Regions from separate parts of the Homo sapiens genome. Here region 2 is linked to region 1. A link is a contact called in ENCODE Hi-C data. All regions are on one chromosome and are shown on one strand. Each heading gives the region's core, a stretch centred on a gene start or an enhancer-like site at or near the end of the contact. The rest is flanking DNA. Distances are from core to core; before and after follow the strand shown.

The links. A loop is a pair of places that touch in the nucleus more often than their neighbours do. Pooled maps may share reads with other maps.
Region 2: a loop to region 1 is called in a pooled map, with 2.2 times the contacts of the local background. The contact joins the promoter of SNX9 here to the enhancer-like site in region 1. A Hi-C loop is called at or near these places in 3 of 37 single-sample maps with no recorded cell type and 5 of 50 pooled maps.

The regions. Positions count from the first base shown.
Region 1 is chr6:156,695,024-156,702,025 of GRCh38, forward strand. No RefSeq gene overlaps it. Among named protein-coding and RNA genes, the nearest start is that of ARID1B, 79 kb to the right of the region's middle. RefSeq lists enhancers at 2,039-2,088, 3,829-4,068. Within about 2 kb of position 3,393, at least 6 of the 41 ENCODE cell types and tissues checked have a DNase peak (open chromatin) inside an H3K27ac peak, as active enhancers do.
Region 2 is chr6:157,819,313-157,825,512 of GRCh38, forward strand. SNX9 (sorting nexin 9) reads left to right here and starts at 3,934. Exons shown (of 18, transcript NM_016224.5): 1 at 3,934-4,134. The coding sequence starts at 4,123. RefSeq lists a silencer at 3,743-4,062 and an enhancer at 4,713-4,762.

The DNA of each region.
Region 1 (7,002 bases), core at 2,143-4,642:
GCAACATAGTCAGACCCTGTCTACACAAAAAATAAAAATTAGTTGCGTGTGGTGGTGCACTCCAGTAATCCTCACTACTCAGGAGGCTGAGGCAGGAGGATGACTTGATCTCAGGAGTTCGAGGCTAGCCTGGACAACATGGCAAGACTCCATATATTTAAAAACAAAATGTTCTGGAGGATAGTGGGGTGGTTGCACAACAATGTGAATGTACTTAATGCTACCAACTTTATACTGAAATATGGTTAAGAGGGTAAATTTCACTTATGTATATTTTATCACAATTTTTTAAAGGATATGGTCTTTGCATTTGGAGAGATCTAGTCTCAAATCCAACATCTCCTAGGTATGACCTTGAACAGGTTGCCTAAACTCCATGAGCCTCAGTTTCCTCCTGTCTAATGGGAATAAAAACACCTAACTTAGAGGATTTTTATAAGAATGAAAACATAAACAGATCTGTAGCGGATTCTGTGGAGAGCCACCCTTCAGGACTCAGGTGCCACTGCCCTAGCTGCTGGGGGTGTTGACTGCTGGCGGCCTACAGCTGTGTCGCTCTCCAGGCATCCGCTCCCACAGGGAGCTGCCTAGCCCAAGTCTATAACCCCTCTTGGGAGACAGCAACTGGTTGATGCTGGTTTATAAGGTCCAGCCCTCTTGCCTCAACTGGAGGAAACTCTGAAGGGTCCTCCCAACCCCACAGCTTTGGCGGGATCAGTTGGGGGTCTGTGTTGAGATACCCCACGTTCTCCCTCTTCCCAGCCCTGCTTCTCTCTTGTTCTTCTGCTGGTGGGAGAACAGGGCTTCTGCCTGTGCATTGCCAGCTCAGAGTCTGTTTCCAGGTAACCCTCTCCTGCTTCAAAATGTTCCAAGAGCTGCCCGTTGGCCTCAGAATGAAACCTGCAATGATTGTCATTTCCTGCAAGACCTGACACAGCAGAGTCACTTACTGTCTGTCCTGTTTCTTCTCCTGCCCCTCCTCCTGCCTCACCCCATTCCAGCCGCCCTGGTCTCAGGAATCCCCACAGCGCCTCTATACTTGCTGTTCTCTCTGCCTGGACCCTCGGCCTCTGGGGTTCACTTCATTCTTCCAGCCCACCCCGTCAGAGAGGCCTGTCTAAAATATCCCCTAGCTGGGCCCCAATGCCCCTCTATCCCTGTACCCTACTTCTTTTTCTTTTTCTTTTCTTTTGTCTTTTTCTTTTTCTTTTTTTTTTTTTTTTTTCTTTTGAGACGGAGTCTCGCTCTGTCACCAGGCTGGAGTGCAGTGGTGCGATCTCGGCTCACTTGAACCACCTCCCAGGTTCAAGCTATTCTCGTGCCTCAACCTCCCGAGTAGCTGGGATTACAGGCACACGCCACCACGCTTGGCTAATTTTTTTTTTATTTTTTATTTTTATTTTTTTTTTTAGTGGAGACCAGGTTTCACCACGTTGGCCAGGATGGTCTCAATTTCCCGACCTCGTGATCCGCCCACCTCGGTCTCCCAAAGTGCGGGGATTACAGGCATGAGCCACTGCCCCTGGCTCTTTATAGCATTGATCATTCCCTGAAATGATCGTGCATACTCATTTGCTTATAAGTACTAGAATGTTTCCCAAAGGCAGGGACTTGCTCTGCCTTCTGCCCTATGGTTCTCCCAGCAACTAGAATCCCTGGCACATACTAGGCACTCCAGAAACATTTGTGGAAAGAATTAATGAATTAGAGCTAATGCACACTGAGCATATAACTCAGTGTATACCATATGTCAGGGCCTCACAGATAGTACATTATTATTTTATTATATTTCTTGTCTGTCCAATTCAGACAGAGAATGTCAGACAAGGTCCTTTTTTTGTATCCCTTTCTATAGCACCAGGCACAGAAGCCCTCCATAAATACTTCTTAACTAGACTTAATATGTTCTAAAGCCAATGGTGAGATAGAACTGAGATTATTTTTTTCGTGGCTGGCTATCAGTTCTATTTCATTTGAATGGCCAAGATTCTCTCACAGCACATCAGGTCTCTATTAAAATTAATTATGATCAGACTCTATCCATCCATCACTTAGGGAGAAAAGATGACAGAGGTGTCCCTCCAAAGTCATCCTGGCCACTCCTGGAGGTGGAAGATTGCTCTGGGGCCCAATGTGACGTGTCTTCACTCTAATCATCAAATATTTTTAAATATTACTCAATAATCTCTAAGAAACTACAAAAAGGGAGGTCATCAATGTGAGTTCTGCCCCCAAAATCACTTAAAGTCCAAACTTGGCAGAGAAGAGAGGCCCCATCACTCTGCACCTGTTCCCTAGCCAGTTCTCACGGCCCAGGGCAATTTCCCCTTTCACTTCCCCTCAAGGGGAATGTACCGCCAAGCACTCCTACCTGGTTTGACATCCCATGTTCATGGCTGGATAATGACAGAGCCCTTCATGAATTCTATGGCATGCAGTATCTTCTGCTCTGCCATGTTCAGGGAGGAGAGAATACACATGCACAGCTGAAATCCCCTAGACAGTTACCATGTATCTATCTCCGTTCAGTGAAACAAGCCTGCAGAATGCTGTGAGCATTCTTTGTTCTTCTTCCTTTTTTGCAGATGTAAGAAAACCTAAGAAAGGGAAGCCATGTCCCTACCAGTAGGAACGCTTTCAAAGGAAGGGAAGGATGTGACAGCTGGGTGCCAGGCATGGTCCTAGAGAAACTGACATCCATTTTGTACTTTAATCCACATCAGGACACTTCAAGGTAGCTGATATTGTCTTCAATTTGCAGATGAGGAAAGAGATTAAAGAAATTAAGTGATATACGTTGGGTCATGTGGATGATAAATCATACACCAGGATTTGAAGTAAGCTTCCTCTGATTCCAGAATGTCTTCTAAGAATCTGCTACACTGCAACGTGCCTTTGGGCTGGTTAGTTACTCCCTTGAGTCCAAGCTTGGTTATCTTCCTTAATAGCTCCCTCTCTGCCCTGGATCCTATTTTTAAAAAACAACAGCTATAAAAAGTTACCCTACCAGATTAAAAAAGTCACCAATCTACAACAATTAAAACAGAACGGTGAGCAGTAAAACAGCAGTTCAAATATAAACTCAGGTGTGTGATAAAAGGAGCATTTCAGATCAATGGAGGACAAGAAGATTGTTCTATAAATGGTATTGGAAAACCTGGTTAGTGAAACAATTAGTAGATGCCCAATAAGTGTTTGTAATTTGTTTTACTGTAAAATTAAATGAGATAACACATGTTCTCCAGCTTCCGCAGTGACTGCTAAGAAAAGAGAGTCAGTGTAACTTTTTGAGGTCTGGACTTCCTAAGTCTCTCATCTAGATAGCACCCAGACCTTCATTCCTTAAAAAAATCTCCTACAATACTTTCAAATTTACAAAGTGCTTTCACTACCCCATTAGTGCAGGGCAGGTGTTCTTATTCTCACTTTCTATATATGGACACTGAGACTCAAGAGAGGTTACAATCGCAGCTGGCGTGGCCGTGTGAAACTTAAAGACGGCTTCCTGGTTCCTCGTGCCATGGTCTTAACACTAAACTCTCTATATATAGTCTCTCCCCACCCCCACCCTCATGTTCACACCACAAAATTTAACAATGGAAAACAAATAACATCAATACTTTACCAAGAGCACAGTAACTAGGTTAATTTCTATGTAATCCCAATCAGTCTTTGCCCATAGCACACATTTTACAACATTATCGTCATAGTTTAATTACAATTTAGTGGCCCATTTTCCCACTTAACAATGCTGTTTACAGTTTTGTAGCAAATGACTGATGTGCATCTTTCCTGTCTCTTGCACACTTCTCTTCTTTAAAGTCATCCATGTAAATCTCCATCTCTAATCCAATTGCTCTTAAATGAATTTCGTTCACTTGAGTGACTGCATTCAGTTGTGTTCCCCTTTACAGGCAGTCATTTATCGCTCTTCCCCCAGCAAGAAGTCCTGTTTCTTTTCCCAATCCATAGGTGACTTTAAATGTTGTTTGGTTTCCTGGGCTTTCAGGATTTCTCTCCTGCAGGTGAACCGCCAGGAGCTCTTCTTCTGCAGGTTCCTGCCTAGGTGTGAGCAGCATAAGGAACTGTCTCTTGCCTTCTTGGAGTTTATGACTATGGCACTCCTGTTAAGGAATCACTCCTCACTCCTTTTTTAACCTGTGGCTTTCCAATTTCACTTCCCCAGGCCAGTCATCACTAAAACCATGACTCACCCCCATGGTTTCCTCTCTGGCAAGGGAGAAATTTCAAACCTGAACATTTTCATCACCGTTATGTATACAGTATGATTCACGGAGACTCTATTAGCGTATTAAGTAAGTCATTATTTTCAATCGTCTACACTGTATGTTAAAAAACAGAGGCATTTTACTGCATACTTAATGTTCTATTCCCCCCATTTAGTAGATGGAAATGGCCTCATAGAAACATATCTGACTCAACCAGTCTCTGTTTGGAAACAATATAGAAAGAGACACAGAAAAGATACATTTTTTGGTCAGTGCCTGTCTTAAATGCTCCATAAGGTCAAGTTCAGTCAACTTGAAATAAGGAGTTATGGGGTCTTAACAAAGTAGCGCTCAAATAGTCTGTCAATAAATATCTATTGAATGTCAGCACCCAACTCTGTAGAAATGGCTGAAGGGAAATGCTGCTAAAAGCCACCTTGTCTGACAAACACATACACTGGCAAAATCTGCCAAAAGAGGGTGACATAAAATGAAGGTTGTAATGTTTTTAAAAGGTTGCTTTTGATCAGGCTATAACTGTAAAGTGCTTTCACTTAATTAAAATAGAGATGATAAAGCTACAGAAGAACAATAATAGTAATTGGGAAAGATACTGTTGTGATTGGTTTTGCTTTCAAGCATCTCCTTGTAAGAGTTTTATGCAAGGGGAGGGGCAAGAATCATTTTTCCTAAGAACTTATTTAATCTATTGATAAGTCTCATAATTTTCTTTTCCATCATTAAGGAGCTTTTCCTGGAGAAAAAGAAGTCCAAATTTCATTTTGGGAGGAAAGAAAGAAAATTTTTAAAAATTATGATTTAGCACGTCTTAGGCTGGGTGTAACTTTTCATGACTCAGCTAACAGGTTAGGAATGGCCAAGCATGGTTGAATATTCTGCTTTTGTGAGGCGTGGGCATTGCCAATAGTTGAAAGTTATGGTAGCTGTAATTCAGAAGCGGGAATAGAAGTGTCAACCTGAGAAAAATGTAGCACTAAAGTAACAAGCCAAATTGCTGGCATTGTCAGTAGCTGTGATTTCACTGTATTGATTGTCCCCTGTGAAATGTGAGGCTCTTTATTTGAATCATTTGTATGGGTGTCATATTGGGTTAATTGCAAAGCAATTGGATTTAATAATAATATAATGGTGTATCCATGTACATCGATTGCTAGAATTGTGAGATGTGAATTGCACTTGATCATGAGGTCGGGCTTCCCGATGCTACAGGATGAGCAAGTCCCAGGCTAATCGTGTAAATTTAAGCTGCCTAGGGTGAGCTTTAACTTATATGCCAGTTTGGATTGTTATTGCAAATGCTTTATAGGCCTGGAACATGACTGGTTATAAATGGGATGGCCTTGAACTTGAATTGTTTTAAAAAGCATAGCTTCATGTTGAGTTAACAGCATGCCGTGAAGATCAGTACCAACATAAACACAGTGAATGAAGGCTTTCTGTTGGCCATGCTTTTTTGTAGAATTTCATATTTGCTAAAATTATTTCAGTTGTAGCTAAGTTGCTTAGTCCCATTAAGTAAGAAATGCAAGAAAGATGGTTCTCGAAATGGGCAGGAATTCCCTGAACAGCATGGTCTCATGCCAAATAAACAAATCAATGACCGAGTTAATAATTTCATAATAATTGAAGATAAAACATAGTTATATATTTGCACAGTTATTTTTAACGTTTAAAATTGGTGGATATGTTTCACTTTTCCAGTTGAAGGATATTCCTTTCCAAAAGGGATGAAACAAGGGAACAATAGATTTTTATGGGAAAATTCCACATCCAAGAGATGAAAGGAAAACTTTAAAAATCAAGACAAATCTGAGGAGGAAAACTTGAGGCTTTAAAGAAAGAAGAAAAAGGAAGAGGAGGAGGAAGAAGAGAATGAGAAACAGATGAGTTAGAAAATGAGAAGATTGGCTGGGCACAGTGGCTCATGCCTGTAATCCCAACACTTTGGGAGGCCGAGGCGAGCGGATCACTTGAGGTCAGGAGTGAGACCAGCCTAGCCAATATGGCGAAATGCTGCCTCTACTAAAAATACAAAGAAATCAGCCGGGTGTGGTGGCGCATGCCTGTAATCCCAGCTACTCCGGAGGCTGAGGCGGGAGAATCGCTTGAACCTGGGAGGCAGAGGTTGCAGTGAGCCCAGATCGCATCACTATGGCACTCCAGCCCATCTCAAAAAAAAAAGAAAAAAGAAAGAAAGAAAATAAGAAGACTGAGTAACCATAAATATTGTCTGGCACAATACAGGCACTCAAATGTTTTTGAATATATACTTTGATTAACTAAGTGAAAAAGGTAGTAAAAAGGTGAGTAATAAATCAAAATGTATTGTCTAGACTGTTGAGTCTGATGTTTCTAAATAGAAACAACAAATGTTCTCCGTTTAGGCCAAGCTTTGCCACATGAGTTTACACTAAAATATCATTTCCACCAGTTATATTGACTGTGTTCACTGTTTGAACTAGTCCAATCTCTATAACGCTTTCTTCATATCATTTGACTTCATGATCAAATTAGAGAGGTGACTGGGAGAACGACTAACTTCCACAATTCATCCAAAAGCAATACAAAATCACTCACCCAAAGCCAGTACTACTGGGACCAAATGCATCCCATTTCCCTTCTGCTTTGGTGAATCTGACTTTCTTACCAACTTAAACAGCATTTTTGGGGGTACTAAGTCAAACATAAAATTAAATATGCCTAATAAGTGTATTTATCTATTAAGACATTAGCTGTATGTATTAGTTTCCTA
Region 2 (6,200 bases), core at 2,684-5,183, 1.1 Mb after region 1:
CTTTTGTCTCCCTCACCTGTAACAGCATCCAGTCCAAGGTGAGGACGTCATACGTTTATTAGGATTGGAATGGCACCAGCTGCACTCCTTTCCACGTTTATTTTCAAGGTCACCCCAAGGTTTTCTTTAACCTCATTAAATTCATGCCCTAAAGTGAGAGGAGGTATCCCCTTGTGCCAGACCCAGGCTGACTCTGTATTGTTACACATTATTCTCATCCTCCGATCCTTACATTAGGTGACCATCACACATTTTCACTCCGTTCCACATTAGTTCCCATAGTTGCACTTTCCCATGCTAGTTTCCCATTAGTTGACCAAGCATTTAGTTGGGCTCTGAGCTCTTAAAAACCAAAGGAGAATCTAATTTTGAATAAAAACACCTGGCCATACTGAACAAACGCAGGGAAGAGGTGGTGGTCATTATTTTCCTGTCCCCCCAGCTGTGTGGCTGGACGAAGCTTCCTGTGAATCCTAATCACTTTACCTCCTGTGGCATGATTCAAAAAAAAAAAAAAAAAAAGCAGCTAGAGTACAAAGCCTAAACAGAGTGGCTCTGTTGCTCTGCCTCCAGGTCTTTTTCTTTTGAAAGTGCAATCTAGTAATAACCAAACGCAGTCTGCAAATGCAAATCCAATTGCTTAACTAATTGTGTTCTCACCCCTGGAGTAATGGAAGTTCATGCTGTAGAAGAAAATCTGAACTTAGCATGGCCCAGGGTTCTGGGTTCTGGGTTCTAAAGGCAGGCCTGCGTAGAGAATCAACTCTAAGGAAGCTCGCTCAAAGGACGGAGGTGGACAGAAGAGAGATATGCATGGTTGATCAAGTGGGAGCAGAAGACAAACGCCACCACCGGGTGCAGTGGCTCACGACTGTAATCCCAGCACTTTGGGAGGCTGAGGCAGACGGATCACTTAGGATAAGGAGTTTGAGACCAGCCTGGCCAACGTGGCAAAACCCTGTCTCTACTAAAAATAAAAAATAAAAAATAAAAAAAAACTTAGCCAGGCATGGTGGCAGGTGCCCGTAATCCCAGCTACTGCGGAGGCTGAGGCAGGAGAATCACTTGAACCTGGGAGGCGGAGGCTGCAGTGAGCCGAGATTGGGCCACTGCACTCCAGCCTGGGTGACAGAACAAGACCCAGTCTCTCTCTCTATATACAAATATATTCTATGAAAGTGGGTCTCCTCTATAACATTCATGAAGTAATGTTGATTTTGACTGACGTATATAAAAATAAAACTCCTAAGTTTAGCAGTATTTACTGGAGATATACTACCCAATTCATTACTAAAAATGTGAAAAAGATTTTAGTTATGTTCAAGATCCCTTCGGTGTGGCTTATTGTGAAAGTGCACATGTTTATCTCTTTTTTTTTTTTTTTTTTTTTGAGTCGGAGTCTTGCCCAGGCTGGAGTGCAGTGGCTCGATCTCGGCCCACTGCAACCTCCGCCTTCCGGGTTCAAGTGATTCTCCTGCCTCAGCCTCCTGAGTAGCTGGGACTACAGGCGCGTGCCACCATGCCCAGCTAATTTTTGTATTTTTAGTAGAGACGGGGTTTCACCATGTTGGCCAGGATGGTTTCGATCTCTTCACCTCGTGACCCGCCCGCCGCAGCCTCCCAAAGTGCTGGGATTACAGGCGTGAGCCACAGCGCCCGGCCATGTTTATCTCTGTTTATGTACTTTTTCATTTGTTTTTCACAGTCTTGCTCTTTTTAAAACAACAACAACAACAAAAAACTTCTAGAAATGAGGTCTCACTATGTTGCCCAGGCTGGTGTTGAACACCTGGGCTTAAGCAATCCTTCCACCTTAGCCCTCCACCATTACTTCTAAAAAATAAAACCAGGGTTATGAAATTGTTCTGGTGGGAAAAGCTTGAAGTCTCTAGTCTTCTTGCTTTCATGGTGCTGGGTGCCCAGGATGACTATTTGCATAGGATTTGCCAGATGAGCATGTGGAAAGGCCTGTCTTCACAGGTGTGCCCCTAACTTTGCACCTTCCTATCAAGGGATGCATTGTTGAACGGCTGCAGAGAGAGCTGTACCCAGCCTTCACATTTAAAAGAATATGGAAAACTCATTACTTATGACATTGCCTGAGTTCAAATCCTGGCTTTTCCACATACTAGTGTGTGCTCTTAGCCAAGTTATTTCTTCCATTGTTTATTAAAATATAACTGCTGTTTTTAAATGAAGTCATATATACACATGGTCAAAAACTCTGACAACAGGATCTGGCGAATCTTTCTCAGAAATTTTCTAGGAATGTGTCACATATTTCCTTTTTTTTTTTTTTTTTACATAAATGTACCATACATAATGTTCTTTTTATCTTTCTTAACACCTCTTAGAATATTATCATTTTCTTACGGGCTTCCTAGTATTTTTGTTTGAATGGATGTATCTTATTTACTGAAACAGTCCTGTTAACAAACACATAGGTTGCTTTCTGGTTGGAGTTATTACAGAACAATCTTTGATGAACATCTTTGAACACTTGTACAAGTGTTTGACAGGATAAATTCCCAGGAGGGCTGCTGGGTCCAAGGCTACGGTCATTTTCGATTTGAATAAGTATTACCAAATGGGCAAGTTATTTAAGTGATCCCTGAGTCGCTCTTCTTTGTAAACAGTGGACAATAATGAGTTTCTCAAATGTTTCTTATAAGGATTAAATGAGATGGGGATGTGGAAGCCTAGTATACAGCAAGCAGGCCGTCAATGAATGTTGGCCTCCCAATATTTTTTTTTACGGAGAAAGACAACTATTTATGCATATTATGATGACTATAGCTTAACCATGAGCTCAACAAACACAAAAATTCACAGAAAATTCTGCAATACCGTATCTATTTTAAACCCCATTATTGAATATAACTAGTGAAATCTCAGGTCAAATAGAATGTATTTAAGAAGACACAAACTTGACATTAAACACCAGAGATTTACATTTGATAGTTGTCTCTTCTTACAAATATATCCCTCATAATAATAAAAAAGCACTCCACTAGTATGCCAATTAAGACACATCTTCCAGTCGTGTTTTGTCCTTGAGTGAAAAATCTTGCTGCTCAATTCAAGTCATTCGTTTATTCATAACACCCATATATATATCTCCAACTCTGGAAAGAAACACTGACAGAAAGATGGAAAATTTTAGAGACCTCGTTTCCACTTCAGAGAGCCTGTTGTCCCCCAAACCTCTCGGGCCCTCCGGTATTTTTAAGCTTATCAAGATTCCAGAATGAGGTTAACGGGGCGTCACAGAACGAAACCCCCCACCGTCCCGTCCCAGGGGCTTCAAGCCAGGACCCCGGCCTGAGGGAGCCTCCGGGCAGGAGGAAGAGGCCCAGGAAGCCATCGCTCCGCTCCTTCCCAGCTGTTTATGTGGTACTCAGGGTACTCGGCCAAGGGCACGGCGACCCCGCAACACCCCAGGCGTGGGGCAAAGACAGCGGGGTTGCGGGGCTCCTGTCTGCCCGGGGCGTCGAGAGTTCCTGCCGCCCCCTCCCGCCTCATGCACGGAAAGCGCCGAGCCACGGCGTGCGGCGCCGGCCGAGCGTGAACCGGAGTCGGGGTTCGGCTACCCCGAGCGGCTCTGTGGGCCGCGGATCGCTTCCCCTGGGGCGGCCACGCAGGGTTGCGGGCCATGGCCTGGGGCGCCCGTCCGGACCCCGCCGCTGCGCGGGACGCCGCTCCCAGCCTCGACCAAGGGCGCCCGGGGGCGGCGGCGGCGGCGGCGGCGGTGACTGCCCGGGGCGGCGGCGCGGCGCGGGGGCGGCCAGGAGGCGAGGAGGCCGGGCCGCGGCCGAGGGCCCAGGGCGCGCTTCCGGCGGGCGTCGCGCGCGCCGCGGTAAATGGGAGGCTCGGCCGACAGGGGCGGGGGCCGCGCAGCCGGGGACTTTCAGGAACTGCAGGAGCGTGCGGCGCGGGAGTAGCCGAGCGCCCAGCGGCTGGGCCTGAGCGTCGAGACTCGGGGCCGAGGCGGAGGAGCGGCCGCCGCGCCGGGGCCCAGCCGGAGCCGCCGCCCTCGCCCTTGCCTTTGCCTGCGCGGCTCAGAATCACCATCCGCGGCGCGGGAGACGAGCCGGCCGTCCCGGGCCGGGGGACCCGCCCGCCATGGCCACCAAGGTGAGGGGCGCGCGGCGCAGGCCGGGCCGGTCGCTCAGGCCCGGGGCGGCGCGGAGAGGGTCGGGGCCGGGGCCGCGGGGAGGGTCGGGGCCAGGGGTGGTCGAGGGGCCACTCCGCTTCCTCGGTGGAGTCCCCGGGCGGGTCCGCGGCCCAGCCAGTCCCTTCTGGGCATGGGTGCGGCGGGCAGTGCAGACAGACCACCAGGATCGCACCGGGGGACGGCGTCGGGTCTGGGCGCGGGTTGGGACCCCGGGCGCAGCGAGGTTTGGGAAGTTTGCACCTGAGCGTGGGCTGCGGCGGGCTCGCCGGGAGGGGCCGCGGGACGGAAACTTCCCGCAGCCCGGGGAGGCCCCCGAGGCGACTGGCGCTCTGTGGCGTCCGGCGTCCCCGCCGCCCCCACGTCCCCTCCCGCTGCCGCCTGGGGGACCCTCGCCCCCGCGGGGCGGGTGGGGGTCGAGACCTCGGCGGAGAGGACGCGGCGCTTCCCGTCCCGGCCTGCGGGGGCTCGCGGCCGGGGAGGGACCGAGGCTGGGACGCCCCGCGCCCCTTTGCCTTCGCTGCTGTTATTTTTTTCTTTTGTTTTGCTACCTTTTCATTGTGAATGGCATTGCCGGCATGAATAAAATATCAAGAGGGAAATGACTGTGCTTTCGATTACGTGTTTGCCTGAAAAAAGGCCCAGGCCCGAATTACGTGGTGGAACTTTGACTCCTGCTTCGTCATTGGCTAGGAGCGGTGGTTTGCTTGTTTTACGTTATTGTTTATGAAATTAGCAGTCACTCTTGGCTACCTGAATTTTCAAAAGCCACCCTCCCCCGCTCCTTTTCCTTGGGCGTTTTCAGTAGTTACTTGATGTAGAATAGCCACTGGGGAAGTCACGGTCACGGAAGGGAGGACCTGGGGGAGGAGGCTCTATACCTGAGCCATTAACTGATCTGTGATACACTGTGAGGAGTGGGTTTACTTTTGCACTTAGTTTTTGTAATGTCACTTTGTTAGCATCAGCACCCCTTTGTCTATTTGTTTTTGAGATCTCTGAGCTACTTTTGGGTTGCTAGAAACGTTATTTTTTATTTTTCGATAGGTGTTTGCTTTTTTTGTGGAGTGTTAAGGTAGAAAATGGTAAGAAATGTGAAATCTCTTTGAAAGATCAGCATTGCTTGACTTCGGTCTGCTAGATGTTGTGCTGTGGTAAATTTTGTGCTCTGAATCCATCTAGGTGCAGCGTTTGTAGAGAAATGGGGATTCTCCTCCAGGGAACCTGTTGCTGCTGTTACTGAAATAATTACCTTCTTGTTAATATATTATTGCCTGTGCTGTGCTTTGGTTTTATTAATGCGATAGAACTTGCCACCTTTTTAACGTATTAATTTTGTGTTGACCTTTTTAAAAATAAAACTTAGGCCAAGGATTTCTAAGGAAATTTGATTTTGAGGTTTGTTGCCAGACATTCCAGAAATTACCAGTTACACATCCTAGTACATGCTCATCTTGCAACCTTAAAAGCGGTTTATAGGCCGGGCGCGGTGGCTCACTCCCACCTGTAATTCCAGCACTTTGGGAGGCCGCGGTGGGTGGTTCACCTGAGGTCGGGAGCTCGAGACAAGCCTGGCCAATATGGTGAAACCCTGTCTCTACTAAAAATACAGAAATTAGCTGGGCGTGGTGGCGCGCGCCTGTAGCCCCAGCTGCTCTGGAGGCTGAGGCAGGAGAATCGCTTGAACCCGGGAGGCGGAGGTTGCAGTGATCCGAGATCGCGCCACTGCACTCCAGCCTGGGCGACAGAGCGAGACTCCGTTTGAAAAAAGAAAAGACGAGACTCCGTTTGAAAAAAGAGAAGACGGTTTATGACATAGAGATCTGTCTAGTGGTGGTCAGTGTGTTTTTACACTCTGGTCTACTGAGGCATGTTATCTGTACTGTCCTTTAAGTGGAATGCAGTTTAGCAACTAGTGCAGGTATATATAGTGAAATTTTTATTTCATAGTTAATCCTGAACTTAATTTTTTTCCAAAAAATCGAAAAGTGGTTCTTGTATATTAATCTCGAATTGCATGTGTCTTTGA